Regions from separate parts of the Homo sapiens genome. Here region 1 is linked to region 2. A link is a loop called in an ENCODE intact Hi-C map of the cell type or tissue named here. Cell type or tissue: heart right ventricle. All regions are shown on one strand. Links, peaks and the distances in the headings refer to the core of each region. The heading gives the core; the rest is flanking DNA. Region 1 has its middle 33 kb from the start of DLGAP4. Region 2 overlaps DLGAP4 (DLG associated protein 4).

What was found. Peaks named below come from ENCODE experiments on the same cell type or tissue, not always from the same donor. Only the 100,000 strongest peaks of a DNase experiment are listed, where the experiment ranks them.
Region 1: it touches region 2 in a loop (11-fold over the local background); 25 of 110 quality-filtered maps call a loop at or near these places.

The regions. Positions count from the first base shown.
Region 1 is chr20:36,270,364-36,275,731 of GRCh38, forward strand. No RefSeq gene overlaps it. Among named protein-coding and RNA genes, the nearest start is that of DLGAP4, 33 kb to the right of the region's middle. RefSeq lists an enhancer at 555-1,754. In heart right ventricle, for the core only: a CTCF peak has its summit at 3,161 (motif pointing right); no DNase peak of the experiment used is centred there; H3K27me3 peaks cover 2,561 bases.
Region 2 is chr20:36,436,708-36,442,075 of GRCh38, forward strand. DLGAP4 (DLG associated protein 4) reads left to right here. Exons shown (of 13, transcript NM_001365621.2): 5 at 3,047-3,161. Among named protein-coding and RNA genes, the nearest start is that of MYL9, 100 kb to the right of the region's middle. RefSeq lists a silencer at 4,768-4,965. In heart right ventricle, for the core only: CTCF peaks have their summits at 2,931 (motif pointing left) and 3,132; a DNase peak (open chromatin) is centred at 2,934; H3K27me3 peaks cover 1,152 bases.

The DNA.
Region 1 (5,368 bases), core at 128-5,127, 170 kb before region 2:
AGGATGGTCTCGATCTCCTGATCTTGTTTTCCACCCACTTCGGCCTCCCAAAGTGCTGGGATTACAGGCGTGAGTCACCGCACCTGGCCAAAACTGATCATTTGTTCATGTCAATACATAAATTTACATTCACAGTGTCACTTTCTTTCTTTTTTTTTTTTTTTTTTAGAGACAGAGTCTCGCTGTGTCACCCAGACTGAAGTGCAGTGACTTAATCATAGCTCGCTGCAGCCTTGAACTCCTGGGCTCATACGATCCACCCACCTCAGCCTCCAGAGTAGCTGGGACTACAGGAAGATATCATCACACCCGGCTAATTAACAACAACAAAAAAAATTGTAGGGATAAAGTCTTTCTATGTTGCCCAGGCTGGTCTTGAACTCCTAGCCTCAAGCAATCCTCCCACTTTGGCCTCTCAAAATGTTGGGATTACAGGCGTGAGTCGCCACACCCGGCCCACGGCATCACTTTTATCTGCCACAGCATATTTCATTCTGTGTTTATACCTTGGTATAACCACTCTCCTGTTTTGGGGAACTAGGTTTCTGGTTTTGCTCCAGTATAAATAGCTCTGTAATGAACATGCTTGGAAAAGCAGCTTTGCTTCTTGTCCATATGCGTTCGTAGGCTCTGTGGTAGTAGAATTGCTGGGTCAAGGGTTTTTGTTGTTGTTTGTTGGTTGGTTTTTGTTTTTTGTTTGTTTTTGCTGTTGATATCACATCGTTTCTGACTGGAAGTCTAAACAGCAAACCAGCACGCAGGCTCCACCGAGTTCCACAGACGTCTACGGGAAGGGCCCAGAATCTGTAGAACCAGGCAGGAGCTTGTGCTGCATTTCCTGCTTTCCAGGCTGATTGCTTAGAGAAAGGCCTTGGCCTTGAATGGGGCCTTTGCCCAGGAAGCCTCCTCTGTGCCCAGGAAGCCGGGATCAAAATTAGCCCCCCCGGAAGCCAGGAGCACACAAGCTGGTTCCTGCTGGCTCTCTCCAGCCTACTTCCTGCATACCCGATACCTCACGTGCCCTCTTCCTGTCTCCAGATCCCACTCACCTGAGACCATGCACAGAGGGAGAATGAATGTGACGTGTTACAAAGTCCTCATTGTTCTGAGGAGGGGAGAGATGCAGCCAGGGCAGGCAGCCTCGAGACTGGGCAGGTGTGAGCCCGGGCGGTGGGTCTCAGAGGTGCATGGAGGGTCAGCCTGGAGAGGACAGAATGCGGGGCCAACCCACAGGACAAGGCCCAGAGCAGGAAGGGCCTGGAGCCTGCAGAAGGCAACAAGGAGAACAAGCCCGCAGAAGGACAGGGAGGGCCTGCCCAGAGCTTCCGAGGGTGCTGACGGCCAGGCCGGCCTGGACACCGTCTTGTCTCTCTCCATCCTTCACTGCGCTGCTCTGCTCTCTGCGATCTCACTCCATTCAGAGTTGGGAAAGGAAAGATCCATCTGAGGAAAAGGTGAGCTGAGAACTAACCAGAAAGAGAGGGAGGGAACGGGCGAGGGAGGGAGAGAGAAAGGAAGAAACAGAGAAGGGAGGAGAGGCCACCACCCAAAAGAGGAAGCCATGCCATCCAGGTCTCCTGATTGACCAGCACAGGTTTAAGTGAAGACCTTCCCTGTGGTCAGCTCAGCAGTGGCTGCAAGCCAGGCTAGGTGGCTCAGGTCTGTAATCCCAGCACTTTGGGAGGCCAAGGCAGGCGGATTGCCTGAGGCCAGGAGTTTGAGACCAGCTTAGGCAACACAGTGAGACCCTGTCTCTACAAAAAAATTTTAAAAAATTAGCTGGGTGTGGTGGTGCGTGCCTGTAGTTCCAGCTACTCGGGAGACTGAAGTGGGAGGATCGCTTGAGCCTGGAGTTAAAGGTTGCAATGAGCCGTGATCGCGCCACTGCACTCCAGCCTGGGTGACAGAGACCAAGTCTCAAAAATTAAAATAACAATAATAGTAAGAGGCTGCAACAGACCTTCAAGCTGGGAGAGCAGGTTTTCAGGCAGCTCAGGACCACAATCCCGGTTCTAAAAAGTGCGTGCAGGCACGTCTGACAACAAGACAGCCATGCAGGTCTGGGCGCCAGCTAAGAGAGGAGGGTCCCACATTAGGTTCAGCCATTTCAGCTTCTTTCCACTCTTGCCTGGCATTGAATTCCCGTATTTATTAATCCCCTCTAGAGCACAAGTGAGCCCATCCTTGTGAGATGAGGGAAAGCATCAGGGCTGTCCTGTGCAAACCCAGTGCAGCACAGTGCCCAGGCCATGTGCTTCGACACTATGGGCAGCTGCCGAGGAGACATCTCTTTGAGCAAAGTCTCTCTGTTCATCACCCTCCCCCTCCCCAGTTCCCTTTTTGTCACTTGATTCAGGTGGGATTCACCTCTCCGTGGCCTCTCCTCTCTTTCCTTCCCCACCTCTGCACTCTGGGCCTGCTGGGAACGGAGGAGAGATGGGTGGGCCATGGTGTGCTTCGTTCACAAACACCCACCCAGCACCCAGATGTGACTGGGGGAGGCTGGGTGGGCAATGACCTGTGAGCCTGTAGGCCACCCCCTTTCACCCAGGGGACAGCTTCTGGGAGCCTGAGGTCGGGGGTCTTGGAGAAAGAATAGAAGCACACCCTTGGCTCCTTCAGGTGGGGGTTGGGTGGAGTGGAGAGCAGGGCTCTTGCCTGAACAGTAATATCATAAAACTGTGAAGAGCTGGCCGGGCATGGTGGCTCACACCTGTAATCCCAGCACTGTGGGAGGCTGAGATGGGCGGATCACTGAGGTCAGGAGTTCGAGACCAGCTTGGCCAACATGGCAAAACTCCGTCTCTATAAAAAATACGAAAATTAGCCAGGCATGGTGGCGCACTCCTGTAATCCCAGCTCCACAGGAGACTGAGGTAGGAGAATCACTTGAACCCGGGAGGCAGAGGTTGCAGTGAGCCGAGATCGTGCCACTGCCCTCCAGCCTGGGAGACAGAACGAGATTCCATCTCAAACAAACAAGCAAACAAAAAAAACAAAAAACACAAAATACTGTGATGAGTTGACATTTAAGTGCGATCAGTATGCGCCTGGAACTGTCGAGCTGGTACCTTACTTATGGTCATAGGAGGTGGGTGCCGTCATCATCCCCATTTTATAGATGGAGGAAACAAGGTGCAGAGGTTGAGTAACTGGCCCAAGATCTCACAACCAGCAGGTGGCAGAGCTGGATTTGGAGCCTGTGATTGTCCCACCCAGCTAAAGTCTAATCAGGCTTTCTGTCCTCCAAGCTCTGAGAAGCCATCCTCGGCTTCCCAGAACCTTTCTTTCCTTGGTCTGAGCTCCCGACCCACCCCCTGTCTGGACTGGAGAGAGGAAGTCTGGAAGCCACCCAGTCTCCATCCAGTAAGAACACGCTCCTGCCCACTGTGGCCCCAGTGCCTACACAAGTGCCTGCAATATAGTAGCTGCTCAATAAAGATTTGCTGAACAAGGGCCAGGCTTGGTGGCATATGCCTGTAATCCCAGCTACACAGGAGGCTGAGGCAGGAGGATCACTTGAGCCCAGAAGTTTGAGACCACACATTGAGACCCCATCTCAAAAATAAAAAAGTTTGCTGAACAAGCTCTGCCCTGTGTAGCTGGTGCTGGGACTCACAGCGGGCCTGCAGCAGTCAAGAGAGAGGTCTGGAGCCAGGCTGCCCTGTCCGGTCCCAGCTGTGTGTTGCTGGGCGAGTCGCCGCATACCTCTGGGCTGCACTTCTCTGCCTGTAGAAAGAGAGATTCCCCAGTGCCTGCCTCCCTTTGTGGGGCCCTGAACAAACGCTCCATGGAGACGTAGCTGCTGTTATTATTGCTGCCATTACCCAGGGACACCATCTGTATTCGACCCTGGGGCTGGCAGAACGTGGTTCTCTCCCCCACTGCCCCTCTCCTGATGCTACTGGAAGCCTGCGGGGGTGTGGGGAGCCTGGCCTGGCCCAGGTCCTCTCCTCACCCGTGTCAGGAAAGAGACCCTGTCTGCACCTGTCCCCAGCCCCAGCCCCAGCCCAGCTGCTATTCTTAGTCCCTCCCCATTTCCCTCATCTCTAGGCATTTTCCCTCCTAAACTTGCTCTGCGTTTCCATAGGAACCAGGGGAGGGTGGAGATGGGGAGAGGGTCCTCCCCCACGGAAGGGAACTTCATTTGGGGCTGTTTGGGAGCGGCTGGCAGTGCCTGGTGGAACTTCCCCCACTGTGCCTCTCCCCTCCTCCCCAGACCCCTCCTTGAACAGCCTGTTCCTCCGACCGTTATTTTTAATGCATTTATCCTGCCGCTTAATTTATCCCGCATTGTGATCAGATTTAGCTGAGAGCGCTCCGCAGCCCGGCCTGCCTGCATATTCATGAGTCGGTTCATTCATGCCGCCCCCAGAATGCCGGGCAATAGTGGGCAGTGCGCTGCCTGGTCCCCGGGTCCCACCTGCTGCAAGGGCAACCGGGGGTCAGAGGTCAAGGGCCCAGGCTGCAGCCAGAGAGCGGTTGTAGGGTACAGCACCTGTGGGTAGGGGGTGGGGGGTGTCCCTAGGTGGAGGCTCTGGAGCCAAACTGTGCTAACATCTTTCTCTGCCATTGCTGATAAAATCACTTCACTTCTCAGTTTACTCATCTGCAAAAGGGGAAAATAATGTCCCCTGCCCTGGGTCACTGGAAGATTAAGAGAATACACATAAATGATCACAGTGGGTATTCAGTGTAGCTCCCTGTTGTCATTGTCGTTCCTGCTGAGCAGTGGTTCATCGTGGCTCTGGTTCCTGGAGAAACGGGGTGGTGGGCTGGGGCATGAGTCTCCTCTGGTGATGAGGCTGTGGGCTATTTCTGTCCAGCCTTTGCTGACTGTGATACGAGCTCCTCCCCTCAAGTGAGGGTCAGGAGGGCAGTTCCCAAAAGGCAGGAGGGACCAGAGGATGCAGTCTGGTCTCTCAGGAAGGGCCCCTGGGATCGTCCAGGGTGTGCAGCCCCCACCAGGGGCCAGCAGGGAGGCTGGGGCTCTGGAAGGAGGCAGGGCTCTAGACTCCAGGTTCTTCTGGCCCTTGGGAACTTCTAGGTTGATCACTCCCTTCAATTATTCATTCTGTTATTTTACTGTTGCCAAGCCCATGCTGGGCTCTGGGGACATCGCCCTGTCCTCAGGGGGACTACATCCCATCAGAGAGGTGAGTCCAGGCTACGGAGTGGTCAGGGCCTTCAGATGAGGCCAGATCAATTGCCTGGGGGTTCAGAAGGGGAGGAAATCATCGCAGCTGGGCATCAGGGAAGGTTTCCTGTAGGAGGCAGCATTTAGGCCGAACCTTGAAAATGTGGCTGTAACAAGATTGGATGGAGTAAGATGGATATTTGGGGTCTAAGGGACAGCAAAGGCAAAGGC
Region 2 (5,368 bases), core at 198-5,197:
CGGGAGGCTGAGACAGGAGAATCGCTTGAACCCGGGAGGCGGAGATTGCAGTGAGCCGAGATCGCGCCACTGCACTCCAGCCTGGGCGACTGAGCGAGACTCCGTCTCAAAAAAAAAAAAAAGAAAGAAAGAAAAAGAAAAGCCCCGCCCGCGTGGAAGCCCCTCCCAGAGGCTTTTCTCCCCACTTCGGGTGAGTCCCGCCCACTTGTGAGCCCTCCAGGGGAAAACCTCTTTCAGTAAGTACAAGTCCCGCTCACCCGCAAGCCTCGTCCCCTAGGTGAACCCCTCTTAGTTCTGCCCCTACCCCAGGAGTCCCGCCTTCCTCCCATTCGGCTGTTCCCCCGGAGATCCCAGCCCACAGATGAATCCTGTCCCTCAGCTTCAGATCCAGGTGAACTCACTACTATAATGATCCAGGCCCCCTAAGTGAACCCGCCATCAGGTTAGCTCCCTCCATGAGATCCTCAGGTTGGCCCTGCACTCTGATGAATTGACCTCGAAGAGCCCGGCCAATTGGAGAACTACCCCTTGAGCCCCACCCACAGTTCAGCCCTGACCACAGGTGAGCTGCATCCTTTGGTAAACCCCGATCATGAAAGCCACACTCGGGTGATAGGTCCAGGTAAACCCCTCCCACAGGAGCCACATCCCCAGGTAAGTTCCACTCCCAGAGGGGAACTGTCCCACGGGATCTTGGTCTTCAGGTTAGGAGAACCTGCCCTGAGTGAGTGCATCACCTGTAACAGCACTGCCTAGGGAAGGCCAAAGCCCGCTCTACCCTTGCTCCTGTAACTGATCCCTGTGGGGAGTTCCGAGATGGGGGAGGGAGGTGAATCCAGAAGCCAAAGAGTGATAGACAGACTTTTCCTGTCCCAGTGCCTGCCTGGAATTCACCAGCCAAGCCCCATCGTGTTGCTGTAAGGCTTGGAGGAGTTAGAGGGAACAAGCTTCTCCCTAGATCTTCAACTAGGGGGGACAGGAGCCAAGGCTTCATGGAGGAGGTGGCCTGGGAAGACTGAGACAGAGGGAAGAGAACAGGTCAGGTGACACTGGTACCTAGGCAGGAAGAGGGCAGTGTTCTCAGAGCAGCCAGGAGTCTAGTTGACTGGGCAGAAGATAGAGAATGGCCTCCAGGTTGGAATTAAGGACACCACCAGACAATCCCAGGTCTGCCCTTTTCTGAACCTTAGTTTCTCCATCTTTTTTGTGGGGATGTGGGGAACAGGGTCTCGCTATGTCGCCCAGGTTGGAGTGCAATAGTGCAATCATGGTTCACTTGTCGACCTCCTGTGCTCAAGCAGTCCTCCCACCTCAGCATCCCGAGTAGCTGGGACTACCAGCATGGGCCACCATGCCCAGCTAATTTTTTTAAATAATTTTTTGTGACCAGGTGCAGTGGCTCACGCTTGTAATCCCTGCACTTTGGGAGGCCAAGGCAGGCAGATCATTTGAGGTCAGGAGTTTGACACCAGCCTGGTCAACATGGCGAAACCGCATCTCTACTAAAAGTATATAAATTAGCAGATTGTGGCGGTGCATGCCTATAATCCCAGCTACTAGGGAGGCTGAGGCATGAAAATCACTTGAACCCAGGAGGCAGAGGTTGCAGGGAGCTGAGATCGTGCCACTGCACTCCAGCCTGGGTGACAGAGTGAGACTGTCTCAAAAAAAAATATATATATATATATAATATATATGTATGTATATGTATATATTGCTCTCCCCTTGCTCATCAGCCCTCACACTGTCCAGGCTGGCAGTGACTTCCATTTTTCCCTCTGCCACTGGATGACCTTCGCCAGTCTTTTTCCCTCTGGGCCTCAGTTTCCCAATCTGAATAATATATACATATATATGTATATATTGTAAAGATGGGGCCTCACTATGTTGCCCAGAGTGGTGGTGAACTCCTCCGCTCAAGTGACCCTTCTGCTTTGGCCTCCCAAAGTGCTGGGATTATAGGTGTGAGCCACCACGCCTGGTCAGTTTCCCCATCTTTTTTTTTTTTTTTTTTTTTTTGAGACAGAGTCTTGCTCTGTCGCCCAGGCTGGAGTGCAGTGGCACAAACTTGGTTCACTGTAACCTCCACCTCCCGGGTTCAAGCAATTCTCCTGCCTCAGCCTCCCGAGTAGCTGAGCTGACCTCAGGTGAGCTGCCCGCCTCAGCCTCCCAAATTGCTGGGATTACAGGCGTGAGCCACCGCACCTGGCCTAGTTTCCCCATCTTTAAGTGAAGGGGCTGAGCTGGAGGATCTCTAAGACCCCTTCTAGTACGGAGATCCTACAATCCGAGTGACCAGTAGGCATTAAGGTGGGAGAGGCAGGAAGCCTGGGGCTTAAGCCTAGAATTCAAGGGAAGCAATAATAATAACAGTAGTAGTAGTAGCAATAATAGTAACAGCTGCCGTCTGTTAGCACTTGTCCGCTGGCCACTGTGCCTGACCTGATATCCTTTAATCTGCACCACTGAATCCTCACTGCAGCCCCAGCAGGCAGGTAGCATCATCCCCATTTTAGAGATGAGGAAACTGAGACTTAAGTAAGGGGTAATGACTTGCCCAGGGTCACCCAGCTGAGAAAGCTGGATTCCAATCCAAACCCTTCTGTATCAGGGGCCTAAGCTATTGGATGCTTGGATTTTATCCCCAGAATGAGGACTGGGGGATGCCCAGGATCAGGTAGATGTAAGAAAGATTGAAGGGCTGGGGCCGTGGAGATAAGGGGTGAGTCTAGGGGCCTGATAGAAGCCACTCGAACATCGCAGCAGAGCTGATGCCCTTTGGGAGCCCTAGGCTGTGGAACTTGACCCACCTCTGTCGGGCCTCTGGAAATGTCCCAGACTTTCAAGGAGGAAGGAAAGGGGCTGTAGAATTGGGCAGGGCCAGCCTCGGGTTTTAAACAGTCAAATACAAGCTGGTGCTGCCACCCTGCGGCTGCAGCGGGCATCACAGGTGTGGACCACCTGTGCATCACAGATGGTCAAGGCCTCCAAAAGCTGGGTGAACAATGGGTGGGCTGAGCCCTGTCTGCTCCCCACTCCCCACCAGGAGTCTGGACCGCCTGGATTCAGTGGACATGCTGCTGCCCTCCAAGTGTCCGAGCTGGGAAGAGGACTACACCCCCGTCAGCGACAGCCTCAACGACTCCAGCTGCATCAGCCAGGTGAGGGTGGCAGGGAGGCTGGAGAGTCAGGGGGCTTGGGTACTGATTCCCATCTGGGAGGAGGACACACGCCCAGGCCCAGCCCATGCTGAGTGGCCCCCAGATGTCTGCACTGTGCTTCTGTTTGGTCCTTGTTCCTGAAGCCTCCTGTGTGTGTCTCTGCCCCACCAACTGTCCTGTGGCTGGAGAGCACAGTTACGGGGCCTGACCCAGGACCCCACACCACCACTGTAAACACAGGCTGCCAGCGGGGCGCCTGTCACTTCTCATTGGGTTCAGAACCATGAGGATAAGGAACTGGAGACCTAGGTTCGAGTCCCAGTTTTGTCACTTGACAGTATGAACCCAGGATAGTCACCTCCCCTCCCTGAACCTCGGTTTCCTGATTTACCAGAGGAGGGTGAGCATTTCTATCTGGGGGCTGTTGAGAGGAATAAGTGGGATCGTGAAGGCGGTGTGCTCAGCAGAGGGTAGCTGCCTTCCTGGTTATTATTAGCATCTTTTGTGACCTCCAGCAAGTGACTGCTCACTTTGAACCTCTGTGCCACCTACTCAGTGGGCAGTTGTGCTCCCAGGCGCAGCCAGCCCTGCCTGTGTCAGTGAGGAGCATACTGGGCTGAACGTTGAATTTGCATGCCACCCTCTCAACCATCAGCTCCTTGAGCCCTTAACCACCCCCAGAGGTGGCCTTGTTATCCATATCCCCATTTCATAGGTGAGGCAACTGAGGCTCAGAGAGGTGAAGTCATCATGCAGCTAGGAGAAGACAAAGTTGGGCAGGGATCTGGGGCTGTCCAGCCCAGACCTGGACCTCAGCTCCTGCCGTGTACTCGGCACTTTAGGGTTTGCAAAGGGAGAACCAGGCAGGACTAAAAGGCACCCCCCATCGTGTGGATGGGGAGATGAGCCCCCCGAGAAGGCAGACACCTACTGGTAGTAGCAGTTAGGCAGTGGGGCGGCCAGGTGCGGGTCCAGCCTCCTCTCAGCAGGAACAGGCCACTGTGTGCAGGCCCAGGACCACGGCTAGAGGACTGCTTAGAAGGCTTTGGGACCCCGACTCCTCACAACTCCATTATTCCTGGCCTAGCCAAGCTCCTTCCCCAGCCCCTCAGACATGGGGAGGGGTAGAGTGCCGCAGCCCAGGGAGCCCCCTGCCCCTGCCCCCCTCATCCAGACTCCACCAAGTCACACCTGAACAGCCGTCCTCCAATCCATACTCAGTGGCCAGAGGGAGCTGTCAGAGCCACACCCCTGCTCCAGACCCTCCCTTGGCTCCCACCTCCCCCTGAGGGAAAGCCAGAGTCCTTACCTGGACCTGTGAAGCCCTGTAAGACCTAGGCCCTGCCTCCCTGTTGGATCCTGTCCCTTGCCCTGCTCCAGCCATGCCGGCCTCCTTTCTGCTCCTTATATACGAGTGTGCCATGTCATTCTGCTCCAGGCCCTCTGCATTTGCTGTTTCCTCTTCCAGGGGCTCTCTTCTCAAATCTTTGCACAGCTGGCTCCTCCTGGCGTTTCAGGTCTCTGCTCGAATGTCACTTCCTCAGAGAGGCTGCCTGTGATCACTTGTCTAAAGTAGCCTTCCCAGGCGCTGTTCCCTTACCCTGCTGTTCCCTTACCTTATCACTGCCTGGAACTAGAATCATTTGCTTATTTACTTAATGCTGTCTCCCTCTTAAAACTAGGATCTCCTGGGAGCGGAGGCCTTGCTGTCTTGTTCCCTGCAGTGTCCCCAGTACCTGGCACAGTGCCTGGCACAGGGCAGATGCTTAGTAGGTGTTTGCTGAATGGACGGCATCCCTCCCTGTCTCTCCCATCCCACCACGTTTTCTCGTCTCAGTCTTCCTGTCTGTGTCTGTCTCCGTCTGTTTCTCTCTCTCTGTTCTCTCTCCCCTCATTCACATTTTTCTCTGATTCTCTCCAGCGTGTCTCCATCTCCATGTCTCTCTCTGTGTCTGTCTGTCTCTCTACACATCCCATCTCCACCCCCGCCTGGGCCTGGCACCCAGGACACCTTTGTCCTTTAACTACACAAAAAGGCTTATTAATCGGCCAGGCTGGGGGCCGCAGCAGGTCTCACCCACCACCCGCTGCCCAGTCCCAGTTCTCTCCTAGTCCAGGATCCTCTGACCCCTCACAGCCTCAACTCTAGAAGTTTGAGTGACCCAAGCCATATATTTGGCCCCAAAGTCAGAGATATTCTAGCCTGG